Regions from separate parts of the Homo sapiens genome. Here regions 1 and 2 are each linked to region 3. A link is an interaction called in ENCODE POLR2A ChIA-PET data of the cell type or tissue named here. Cell type or tissue: B cell. All regions are shown on one strand.

Region 1 (4,000 bases), 140 kb before region 3:
GAGCACAGACCATGAAGAAAACACTATTGACTTCTCACATCTCCTGACATACTTCCTGAAAACCCAGTATGAGACAGGCCTAGAACCTTCAGGATGACTTGAAGGTCCTTTGAATGTTACTTAAAGCACCTTAGGTTCAGAAGCAAATGTGGCCAGTTAACATCTCCCATTTCTGAATCTCAGCACTACATTCTTACCATACCAGGATACCTGCTCTGAAACACAGCTCACACCACTGGCCTTTGCTAATATTGTTTTCTTGCTCTGAAGGACCTTTCCCTGATCCCAAACATTGAAATTGCACTTGTTTTTTAAGCCCATCTCAAATGGCATTTCCTCAATGAAACCATATGTATTACTTCCATTTCTATGTTCTCACTGTCGTTCATACTCTCCTTCATTATAGTGCTTATCATATCTGGTCCTACCTATCTTAATAAATGTTTATAGAATATTCCAATTTCTAATTAAAAGAATTATTAATAGTAACGGCTCCTAGAAAACAAATACATTTAGAGATGTGACTCAGAGTAGACATCATATTTTTGTTAGTCCTTTATCTCTTCCAAGGGAGCTTTTTTCTCCCCTTTTATGGTAAGTCTGATTAGTCCTTGTGTTCTAGTGGGGCCAACTCCACCCACAGGACCCACACCTGACCAATCTGAGCCTTTCCTCCTCGTAGTCTCAGTACTGGGTTCTAGGATAAGCATATCACCCAACCTAGACCAACCATGTATCTTCTCCGTGCTCTTGAGCCAGAACCATAGGCAGATAAGCTTATACCTGGAAAAGTCCAATACTATTTATGTTTAATTAAAAATACAAACACAGCGGACAAAGAAAATTATCAGACAGTACTCATTACAATGATCTAGCCCACTGTTTAGTAATCTTTACATCTTACAAATTTGGTTAATCACTGAAGACTGTGAACTCTGATTTGTGTTAGATTAGCCAAAAGGATGCCTTTGTGTCAAATATAGAAAGTTAGAGGACAGAACTCTTTAACCTTCCCCAGGTTCTAATAGCAATGGATGAAACTTACTTAAGGTCAAAAGAAAATGACATCAAAAGAACAAACACTAGAAGCCAAGGAAAGGTGAGAGGAAGCAAGAGATCTGCACGTGTCAGTAAGACGGACGTCAATAAGCTTCAGAGGACTACATAATAGTCCTCTGAAGTATGATCTATTACCTGGTAATAAGAGCTCCCAACAGTGGGAGAACATAGAAGGTTTTTTGGTTTTTTTTTGAAATGGAGTCTTGCTCTGTTGCCCAGGCTGGAGGCAGTGGCGCAATCTCGACTCACTGAAACCTTTGCCTCCTGGGTTCCAGCAATTCTCCCGCCTCAGCCTCCCAAGTAGCTGGGATTACAGGCATGGGCCACCACACCCAGCTAATTTTTGTATTTTTAGTAGAGATGGAGTTTTACCATGTTGGCCAGGCTGGTCTTGAACTCCTGGCCTCAAGTGATCCACCTGCCTCAGCCTCCCGAAGTGTTGGGATTACAGGCGTGAGCCACTGCGTCCGGCAAGAAGTTTTTGAGATAAATGATGTACTAGTTCTTCAGGGGTGACTTCCAGGAAAGGAGCTGCGTAAAGCCCTCACTCACCTGAGTGATTATGCGTTCTCCATCCTTATAGATCTTCTCTCCTATTACATCCACAATCTTCATTCGTTCTGACACCTGAAACAACAAATTCACAAATAAAAGGAAAAGACCTTAATTGAAAGTCACAATAGCTATGCAGCACAGAAATAGGATTAGAATAGTATGATTTGAAAACCTAACAACAGAATAGTTTTAAAAGCTTTTCCTGATCCCCATGAACAGATTCTTATTCAAGCCACTTTACCTCTAGTGATTTAAGGAGGGGCACAGACTCAATAAATGATTCAAACATCTTCCTCTTCTTTGCATTATTTTTCACTATGATTCTTCTAAAAGTCACCCGGTCCTACAAGAAAGAATATGAAAATTCTAGTAAATGCCTATATACAGGAACATCTATGGTTTAATTAACTGGCCAAAGCAAATATTAGAGGAATATGTAAGTTACTGTGTTAATTAAGTGTTTAATGATACTTCAATCTTGAGTCATCACTGGAAGTAAAGGACCTATAGCCTGAGCCAGCCAGATGCCCACATGCTGTTGCTTGCTATCTAGCACTCAATAGGTGCCACCTATGGGTCATAAATAGAACCCAAAACAGAAAACACCTAAACATTTATGAGCTCACTGTCACTGTTCAATATCAAAAAAGACACCTCTAGTGAGCCGAGATCATGTCACTGCACTCCAGCCTGGGTGACAGAGTGAGACCCTCATTTCAAAAAAAAAAAAAAAAAAAAAAAAGAGACACCTCACCAAAAGAGAGAATAAAACAATCATTTAATCCTTAGAATCCAGGATTTAAAAAAACTTAAAAAATCCAAAACAATTAGATTGTTCTTGCCTAAAAAAAGAACAATTAGATTGTTCTTACCCTAAAAAAGTTTACAATCTTAATGGGGAGATAATATAAAATATCAAAATATGAAGGTTGGCTGAATGCAGTGGCTCACTGCCTGTACTCCTAGCATTTTGGGAGGCTAAGGTGGGCAAATTGCTTGAGCCCAGGAGTATGAGACCAGCCTAGGCAACATGGTGAAACACGCTCTCTACGAAAAAATACACAAAAAAAGTTAGCTGGGCATGGTGGCACTTGTCTGTACTTGGGTGGCTGAGGTGAAAGGCTCACCAGAGCCTGAGAGGTCAAAGCTGCAGTGAGTTGTGATTGTACCACTGCATTCCAGCCTGGGCAGCAGAGTGACACTATGTCCCAAAAACAACAATATCAACAACAACAACAACAACAACAAAATACATAGGAATAAAAAGTCTACATTTCAAGGACAGGTGCAGTGGCTCACACCTGTAATCCCAGCATTCTGGGAGGCTGAGTCAGACAGATCACTTGAGCTCAGGAGTTCAAGACCAGGCTGTGCAACATGGTGAAACCCCATCTCTACAGAAAATACAAAAATTAGCTGGGCATGGTGGCGTTTGTCTAGTCCCAGCTAGTTGGGAGGCTGAGGCTGGAGAATCACTTGAGCTCAGGAGGCTAAGGTTGCAGTGAGCTGAGATTGCGCCACTGCACTCCAGCCTGGGTGACATAAGTTGAAACTGTGTCTCAAAAAAAAATAAAATAAAAATAAAAAGTCTACAGTTCAAGACAGCATATGAGCATATGAAATGTGCTTGATGAAACTACAGAAGACAAGTGCCACATAAATTTCAAGGTAAGAAGGGGAGATCACAGTAGGCAGGAGTGATCAAAGATTATTTTGCAGCAAAAATGTCTAGGACCTGAAAGAGAGGTAGGATTTAAGTTAATGGAGAGACACGGGAGGAATACGCAAGATGGAAGGCAGGCATATGAAAGATACCTTGACTCTAGCAAGTCATGGATTCCTTCTGTTTTATTTTGAGATAGGGTCCCCCAATGTTGTCCAGGCTGGCTTTGAACTCCTGGGGTCAAGTGATCTCCCCACCTCAGCCTCCCAAGTAGCTGGGACTACAGGTACACAACACTGTGCCTGGCTTAGTAAGTAATGGATTCTGATCAGAAGACAGTTAACCAAACCAGGCACTTCTCAGATATGTGTACACATGTGCAGGGAGATACATGTGAGAATGTTAATTGCTTAGTCTTAGATTCCTAAATGGGCAAGCAGTTATTTGTATCTAAGTTAACTACCTTTCTTCCACCTCAGGCTGTCAGGACTATACATATATACATTTTGTCAGAAAGTATAATAATGGGCTGGGCGCAGTGGCTCACGCCTGTAATCCCAGAACTTTGGGAGGCCGAGGCAGACGGATCGCTTGAGGTCAGGAGTTCAAGACCAGCCTGGCCAATATGGTGAAACCACATCTCTACTAAAAATACAAAAATTAGCCAGGCATGGTGGTGGGCGCCTGTAATCCCAGCTTCTTGGGACGCTGAGACAGGAGAAT
Region 2 (4,000 bases), 62 kb after region 3:
AATTCCTGGTATCTTGGAAATATGTTGACCTGGGCTTTGTGTGGCACTTTTATTGCCACTTGATAATTCTGTTATAAATGGAAAATTATTGTAGGTAACTCTTACTGTCACGTAATTTTTCTGGAGTTAAATATAGAAAAGGAATTATTGGCTATAGCATACGTGTAGTTTTGTCTTTGCTAAATAATTCCAGGTTGTTTTCCAGAGTGATTTACCACTTTACACGCTCAGCAGTGGTATATAGGTGTTCCTGATATTGTAAGACTTAAAGTTTTGCAGTTTGGTGGATGTAAATGGCATCTAATTGTTTCAATGGTCCTGTATTATTAAGGAGGTTGAGAATCTTTTCATATGTTTAATGGCCATTTGTGCTGCCTCCTCCTTTGAAATGCCTGTTAAGTCTTCTCCCCATTTTTTATTGAGTTATTTTGTTATTCCAAATGGATCCTTCCCCCTTCTCCCATGTCCAGTTCCTAGAACCAAATGGATTTTTAGGAGTTTTGTTTACTCTGAATACTGATCCTTTGCCAGTTATTTTTTTTATTTTTATTTTTATTTTTATTTTTTTTAAAGACAGAGTCTTGCTCTGTCTCCCAGGCTGGAGTGCAGTAGTGCAGTCTCTGCTCACTGCAACCTCCACCTCCCAGGTTCAAGCGATCCTCCTGCTTCAGTCTCCCAAGTAGCTGGGATTACAGGCATGAGCCAACACTCCCGGATAGGGTTTCACCATATTGGCCAGGTTGGTCTCAAACTCCTGACCTCAAGTGATTTACCCACCTCGGCCTCCCAAAGTGCTGAGACTACAGGTGTGAGCCACTGCGCCCAGCCATATATATAGAATTTTTTTTTTTTTTTGAGACAGAATCTCGCTCTGTCTTGCAGGCTGGAGTGCAATGGCACAATCTCAGCTCACTGCAACCTCTGCCTCCCGGGTTCGAACGATTCTCTTGCCTCAGGCTCCCAAGTAGCTGGGACTATAGGCACGTGCCACCATGCCCAGCTAATTTTTGTATTTTTAGTAGAGACGGGTTTCACCATCTTGGCCAGGCTGGTCTCAAACTCCTGACCTCAAGTGATCTGCCCGCCTCGGCCTCCCAAAGTGCTGGGATTGCAGGAGTAAGCCACTGCGCCTGGCCTAGAAGTTTATATATTGAATTATCTTCCAGCTTATGGCTTGGCTTTTGACTTTGGTGTCTTCTGATGAATTGAGGTTCTTAAATGTAGCATGATTTATTGGGCTTTATATTTTTTATTATTCCTTTATATTTTGCATTTTCTGTCTTGAGAAAAAAAGTCTTTGTACTGAGATAAAAGGAAGCTTAGTTCTGTGAGAAAGTAGAGACAAAGATGCTCTAAACATCTTTCTCTGTCCTGTTATTGTTCAGGGGTAAAAATGTCTTTAGCTTCTGATTGCCTTCATTTCTGCTTTTTGTTTTGTAGATACAAGTCCAATTCTGCTCAACTGCTTGTTGAGGCTCGAGTTCAGCCTAATCCATCAAAACATGTGAGTGTCTATTACTTGAATGAGGCTTCTCCTAATTGCATGTGGTTCTTGCTTTGGCTTGCAGTGTCCTTAAGAGCTATCTTTACTTGGCTGGGTGCGGTGTGGCTCACGCCTGTAATCCCAGCACTTTGGGAGGCTGAGGCGGGTGGATTACGAGGTCAGGAGATCGAGACCATCCTGGCTAACACGGTGAAACCCTGTCTCTACTAAAAATACAAAAAAAAAAAATTAGCCGGATGTGGTGGCAGGCACCTGTAGTCCCAGCTACTCGGGAGGCTAAGGCAGGAGAAAGGCGTGAACCCGGGAGGCGGAGCTTGCAGTGAGCCAAGATCATGCCACTGCACTCCAACCTGGGCGACAGAGCGAGACTCTGTCTCAAAAAAAAAAGGAGCTCTCTTTGCTTTGTTTATAGTTCAACATGCCCACAATATTTGTTCTAGTATTGACTTAAATCTTCTGTTATGGTTTGAAAAGTTTCCTTATAGATAGGGACTAAGTCATTGCCTGTCCTTGGGCCCTCTCCAGCCCCACTTTCCTCTCTGCACTTTCAGCCTGCACTCCATTCCTTCTGGGTGCTTTGGTGTGTCTGAGATTACTGCATATGTCTTCTGTTTGTGCCTTCCCTTCCTAGAATGTTCAGACTCTGGCTCCACCTTTGCTTATAGGGAGGGAATTCACCTTTAAAGACCCCAGTCCGGCCAGGCACGGTGGCTCACGCCCATAATCCCAGCACTTTGGGGGGCCGAGGCGGGCGGATCACTTGAGGTCAGGAGCTTGAGACCAGCCTGGCCAACATGGTGAAACCCCATCTCTACTAAAAATACAAAAATTAGCCAGGCCTGGTGGCGCATGCCTGTAATCCTAGCTACTTGGGAGGCTGAGGCAGGAGAACTGGTTGAACCCGGGAGGTGGAGGTTGCAGTGAGCCAAGATCGCACCCCTGCATGCACTCCAGCCTGGGCGACAGACACTCCATCAGAAGAAAAAAAAAATCTAAGCCACCTCTGACAAAGCCTGTCTCCTGGATCATTCCCCTGGAAACTCACCTAATTATATCTATAAACTTTTACATGTGTGTTATAGTGATTAACTCATATCATTTTACCACCCCTACCATAGAAGCTGTATTTTAACAATGCATAGCAATTTCCTGTTTATCTAGGAGCTAAACGAACATATGTCGAATATTTTTTGAATGAGGGCCATGCTAAAATAGATCTTGGAAGGCAGAATTGGGGCTCAGATCACCACATAATTTCTGCAGCCTCTTAAGACAAAGGTTTCCAGAAGCAAAATGGATAAACATGAGAATCCAGTTCTTTTTCTCAACTTGTTTTTTTATATTCCCAGTTAACTAAAAAGAACCTAATGTTCTTGTAAGTGGACTTTTCCATTGGTTTGTGGTTTTAGCCAAGGTCCCCAGATTGTCTTTCTCTGCCAGTTTGTGTAGCATGATGTGGATTCTGGAGTTCATGCTATACAGTTATTTGCACACATTCTAGAAGAGTTTCTTCCCCTAGTTGGTGTCTCCACATCCCCCCCGCCAATATTAATTACATGTGACATCTGGTGTATTAAGGATGAGTTGTAACTTGGTAAAGGCTGTAGTATTTTGTGGTTTGGGTACGTCGATATAGTGAAACCACTGTCCTTGACAAGTAAAACTACAGTGTTGGCTGTTAGAAGATTTATAAACTCATCCTCTAATAACCTTTGTGACTAGGTTTCTAGTAGTTGTGAGGGGCAACTCTGCTGTGCTTAACAGGGGTAGTCTACAAAAGAAACCTGATAGCTTCTAAAAGAATTTGGACTAAGTGACTTCTAAGGACCTTGGCAATTCTGAAACCCTGAGTTTTTCAGTCTGCCATTATAAACCACTGTAAGTTCTCATTTCAGCCTTGTTTCTGCCTCTGAATCCTGGTGATTTTGCAAGCCCAGCCCAGCTGCCACCTCCTTCAGGAAGCCTTCCTGGTATATACTTTTAGCTTAGTACCCTTGGGACTCAGAGTCCACACATTGCAGTTGAGCTCTGATACTTGTTGCAGGGTGAGGATCACTTTCCATGCACCCGGCTGCATGAGGTACCCTTATGGCCTTCTGGACCTGACTCCTCTTTGGCTCATGTGGCTCTGTTTCTCTCCAGGTTCCCACATCCCATCCCCCTCACCACTGTGCAGTGTGTATGCAGTTTGTGCGAAAGGAAAACCTACTCTCTCTGGCCTGTCAGCACCAGTTTTGCCGCAGCTGCTGGGAGCAGCACTGCTCAGTTCTCGTCAAGGACGGCGTGGGCGTGGGTGAGTCTGCCACAAAACTTATAAAAAGCTGGCATGAAGTGTTTATCTTTGACTCTGCCTTTTCATGTACTCAAGTAAACTGAGTATTTTCTTCTGAGCCTGATTGGGGTTTTTATCATCAGAACTAGTGATTTTCAAATACATCCATACAAACAGTGACAAAGTTTTCCCCAGTCCTCAGCAAAACGAGAAAACTAAATATA
Region 3 (4,000 bases):
GAGATCGCGCCACTGCACTCCAGCCTGGGCAACAGAGTGAGACTCCGTCTCAAAAAAAAAAAAAAAAGAAAAGAAAAAAAAAGAATTATGGGCCGGGCACAGTGGCTCACACCTGTAATCCCAACATTTTGGGAAGCCCAGGCAGGCGGATCATGAGGTCAAAGTTCGAGACCAGCCTGGCCACCATGGTGAAATGCTCTCTCTACTAAAAATACAAAAATTAGCTAGGCGTGCTGGCATGTACCTATAATCCCAACTGCTCAGGAGGCTGAGGCAGGAGAATCGTTTGAACCCAGGAGGCAGAAGTTGCAGTGAGCCGAGACCACGCCATTGCACTCCACCCTGGGTGACAGAGCAAAACTCCGTCTCAAAAAAAAAAAAACCACAAAAAAACAACTATATGCATTGGAGCAAATTTTTAGAAAGGGATTCATAAATGCCTTCACACAGGAAAAAATAGGCAATCAAGCATTCTCATTCGAATGAGGGGCCAGGCGCAGTGGCTCACACCTGTAATCCCAGCACTTTGGGAGGCCAAGGTGAGTGGATCGTGAGGTCGGGAGATCAAGACCATCCTGGCCAACATAATGAAACCCCATCTCTACTAAAAATACAAAAATTAGCTGGGCATGGTGGCATGTGCCTGTAATCCCAATACTAGGGAGGCTGAGGCAACAGAATCACTTGAACCAGGGAGTGGGAGGTGGCAGTGAGCTGAGATGGCACCACTGCACTCCAGCCTGGCCACAGAGCAAGACTCTGTCTCAATAATCATCATCATCATCATCAGGGCCAGGCACCATGGCTCATGCCTATAATCCCAGAAATTTGTGAGGTCGAGAGAGGCAGATCATTTGAGGTCGGGAGTTCAAGACCAGCCTGACCAACATGGTGAAACCCCATCTCTACTAAAAATACAAAAAAAATTATCTGGTGTGGTCGTGGGTGCCTGTAATCTTGGCTACAAGGGAGACTGAGGCAGGAGAATTGCTTGAACCCAGGAGGCAGAAATTGCAGTGAGCAGGGATCGCTGACAGAGTGAGACTCTGTCTCAAAAAGAAAAAAAGAATCAGAACACATTATATATATATACTTTTTTTTTTTGAGGCGGAGTCTTGCTCTGTGGCCCAGGCTGGAATGCAATGGTGTGATATTGGTTCACTGCAACCTCCACCTCCAGGGTACAAGCGATTCTCTTGCCTCAGCCTCATGAGTAGCTGGGATTACAGGCACCCGCCACCACACCTGGCTGATTTTTGTATTTTTAGTAGAGACAGGGTTGGCCAGGTGCAGTGGCTCACATCTGTAATCCCAGCACTTTGGGAGGCTGAGGCGGGTGGATCACCTGAGGTCAGGCGTTCAAGACCAGCCTGGCCATCATGGTGAAACCCCATCTCTGTTAAAAATACAAAAATTAGCTGAGCGTGGTGGTAGGCACCTGTTATCTTAGCTACTCGGGAGGCTGAGGCAGGAGAATTTCTACAACCCGGGAGGTGGAGGTTGCAGTGAGCCAAGATCGTGCCATTGCACTCCAGCCCAGGCAACAACATCAAGACTCCATCTCTGAAAAAAAAAAAAAAAGATATAAAAATTAGTCAGGTGTGATGGCAGGCACCTGTAGTCCCAGCTACTTGGGAGGTGAGGTATGAGAATTGCTTGAACCCAGGAGGCAGAGGTTGCAGTGGGCCAAGATCTTGCCACTGTACTCCCGCCTGGGTGACAGAGAGAGATTCTGTCTCAAAAAAAAAAAAAAAAAATTGATCCTCATACTCAGCCAAACTAGCATCCAAGCAGGAGGATGAAACAGTATCACTCAACTATGCAAACAGACACGTGGGAAGTTGGCTCATGCCTGTAATCCCAGCACTTTGGGAGGCCAAGGTGGGCGGATCACAAGGTCAGGAGATCGAGAACATCCTGGCTAACATGGTGAAACCCCGTCTCTACTAAAAATACAAAAACAAAATTAGCCGGGCATGGTGGTGGGCGTCTGTAGTCTCAGCTACTCGGGAGGCTGAGGTGGGAGAATGGTGTGAACCCGGGAGGCGGAGCTTGCAGTGAGCCCAGATCGTGCCACTGCACTCCAGCCTGGGGGACAGAGCAAGACTCCGTCTCAAAAACAAAACAAAACAAAACAAAAAAAGTAGGAAGTTTGCTATACATGGCTGGGCATGGTCACTCACACCTGTAATCCCAGCTCATTGGGAGGCCAAGGTGAAAAAAAAAACACATAAAAATTAAAAAGCAAAAAGCAAAACCAAGAAAGAAAACATGGCAAGCAAATAAATTTGTGAAATCTGAAACCTGTAGTTATCTTTACGATCATTGATGTTAAAGTTTGCTATATGTGGGAAGGGCATGGTGGCTCAGGCCTGTAATTCCAGCACTTTGGGATCCTAAGATAGGAGAATTGCTTGAGCAATTCTCAAGTTAAAGACCAGTCTGGGAAACATGGCAAGACCCCCCCACATCTTTAAAAAAAAAAAAAATTGGCTTTTTTTTTTTTTTTTTTTTTGAGACGGAGTCTGGCTCTGTTGCCCAGGCTGGAGTGCAGTGGCGTGATCTCGGCTCACTGCAACCTCTGCGTGAGCCACCGCACCTGGCAACTTTTTTTTTCCTTAGAATCTCACTCCAACACCCAGGCTGAGTGCAGTGGTGTGATCTTGGCTCACTGCAACCTCCAGTTCCTGGGTTCAAGCGATTCTCCTGCCTCAGCCTCCTGAGTAGCTGGGACTACAGGCATGCACCACCAAATCCGGCTAATTTTTGTATTTTGTAGAAATAGGGTTTCACTATCTTGGCCAGGCTGGTCTCAAACTCCTGGCCTCAAGTGATCCAACTGCCTCAGCCTTCCAAAGTGCTAGGATTACAGGCATGAGCCACCGTGCCCAGCCTCCACTTTCTTCTTTATTTTTATTTTTTGAGACAGTCTTGCTCTGTAGCCCAGGCTGGAGTGCAGTGGCGCGATCGCGGCTCACTGCAACCTCCACCTCCCGGGTTCAAGCAATTCTTCTGCCTCAGCCTCCTGAGTAGCTGGGACTACAGGTGCCTGCCACCACGCCCAGCTAATTTTTTGTATTTTTAATAGAGACAAGGTTTCACCATGTTAGCCAGGATGGTCTCGATCTCCTGACCTCATGATCTACCCATGTCTGCCTCCCAGAGTGCTGGGATTACAGGCATGAGCCACTGCACCTGGCCAAGCTTTCACTTTCTTTTTCTTTTTCTTTTCTTTTTTTTTTTTTTTTTTTTGAGACAGACTCTCGCCCTGTCACCCAGGCTGGAGTGCAATGGCGACATCTGGGCTCACTGCAACCTCTGCCTCCCGGGTTCACAGGATTCTCCTGCCTCAGCCTCCCAAGTAGCTGGGATTACAGGCGTTCGCCACCACGCCCAGCTACTTTTTGTATTTGTAGTAGAGACGGGTTTCATCATGTCGGCCAGGCTGGTCTCCAACTCTTGACCTCCTGATCCGCCCACCTCAGCCTCCCAAAGTGCTGGGATTACAGGCGTGAGCCACTGTGCCCAGCCTCCTCCACTTTCTTATTTGAAAAACACATTAAATTTTTTTTTTTTTGAGACGACGTCTTGCTCCTTTTTCCCAGGCTGGAGTGCAATGGCCAGATCTCGGCTCACCGCAACCTCCGCCTGCCGGGTTCAAGCAATTCTCCTGCCTCAGTCTGGCGAGTAGCTGGGATTACAGACGGGTGCCACTACGCCAGGCTAATTTTTGTATTTTTAGTAGAGACAGGGTTTCACCATGTTGGCCAGGCTGCTCTTGAACTCCTGACCTTGTGATCTGCCTGCCTCAGCCTCCCAAAGTGCTGGGATTACAGGCGTGAGCCACCGCGCCAAGCCCAGAAAACATTAATTTTTAAAAAACAAAAAGGATAAAAAATAAAATGTCACTGTCCTCTAGACTGGATGGGAGTGTGAGATCCTGTCTCTACAAAAATAAAAAACAATAAAAAAAAGAAACATGGCCAGGTGTGGTGGCTCA

The links. Peaks named below come from ENCODE experiments on the same cell type or tissue, not always from the same donor. Only the 100,000 strongest peaks of a DNase experiment are listed, where the experiment ranks them.
Region 1: POLR2A ChIA-PET joins it to region 3 with 5 read pairs; 9 of 35 experiments call an interaction of 5 or more read pairs at or near these places.
Region 2: POLR2A ChIA-PET joins it to region 3 with 5 read pairs; 11 of 35 experiments call an interaction of 5 or more read pairs at or near these places.

The regions. Positions count from the first base shown.
Region 1 is chr3:48,763,393-48,767,392 of GRCh38, forward strand. PRKAR2A (protein kinase cAMP-dependent type II regulatory subunit alpha) reads right to left here. Exons shown (of 11, transcript NM_004157.4): 7 at 1,856-1,957; 8 at 1,612-1,686. Among named protein-coding and RNA genes, the nearest start is that of IP6K2, 48 kb to the left of the region's middle. RefSeq lists a silencer at 531-731. In B cell, no CTCF peak of the experiment used is centred here; no DNase peak of the experiment used is centred here.
Region 2 is chr3:48,963,479-48,967,478 of GRCh38, forward strand. ARIH2 (ariadne RBR E3 ubiquitin protein ligase 2) reads left to right here. Exons shown (of 16, transcript NM_006321.4): 5 at 1,441-1,504; 6 at 3,647-3,797. Among named protein-coding and RNA genes, the nearest start is that of P4HTM, 25 kb to the right of the region's middle. RefSeq lists an enhancer at 64-711. In B cell, no CTCF peak of the experiment used is centred here; no DNase peak of the experiment used is centred here.
Region 3 is chr3:48,901,503-48,905,502 of GRCh38, forward strand. No RefSeq gene overlaps it. Among named protein-coding and RNA genes, the nearest start is that of SLC25A20, 4.6 kb to the left of the region's middle. In B cell, no CTCF peak of the experiment used is centred here; DNase peaks (open chromatin) are centred at 2,199 and 3,209; H3K4me3 peaks cover 291 bases; H3K27ac peaks cover 378 bases.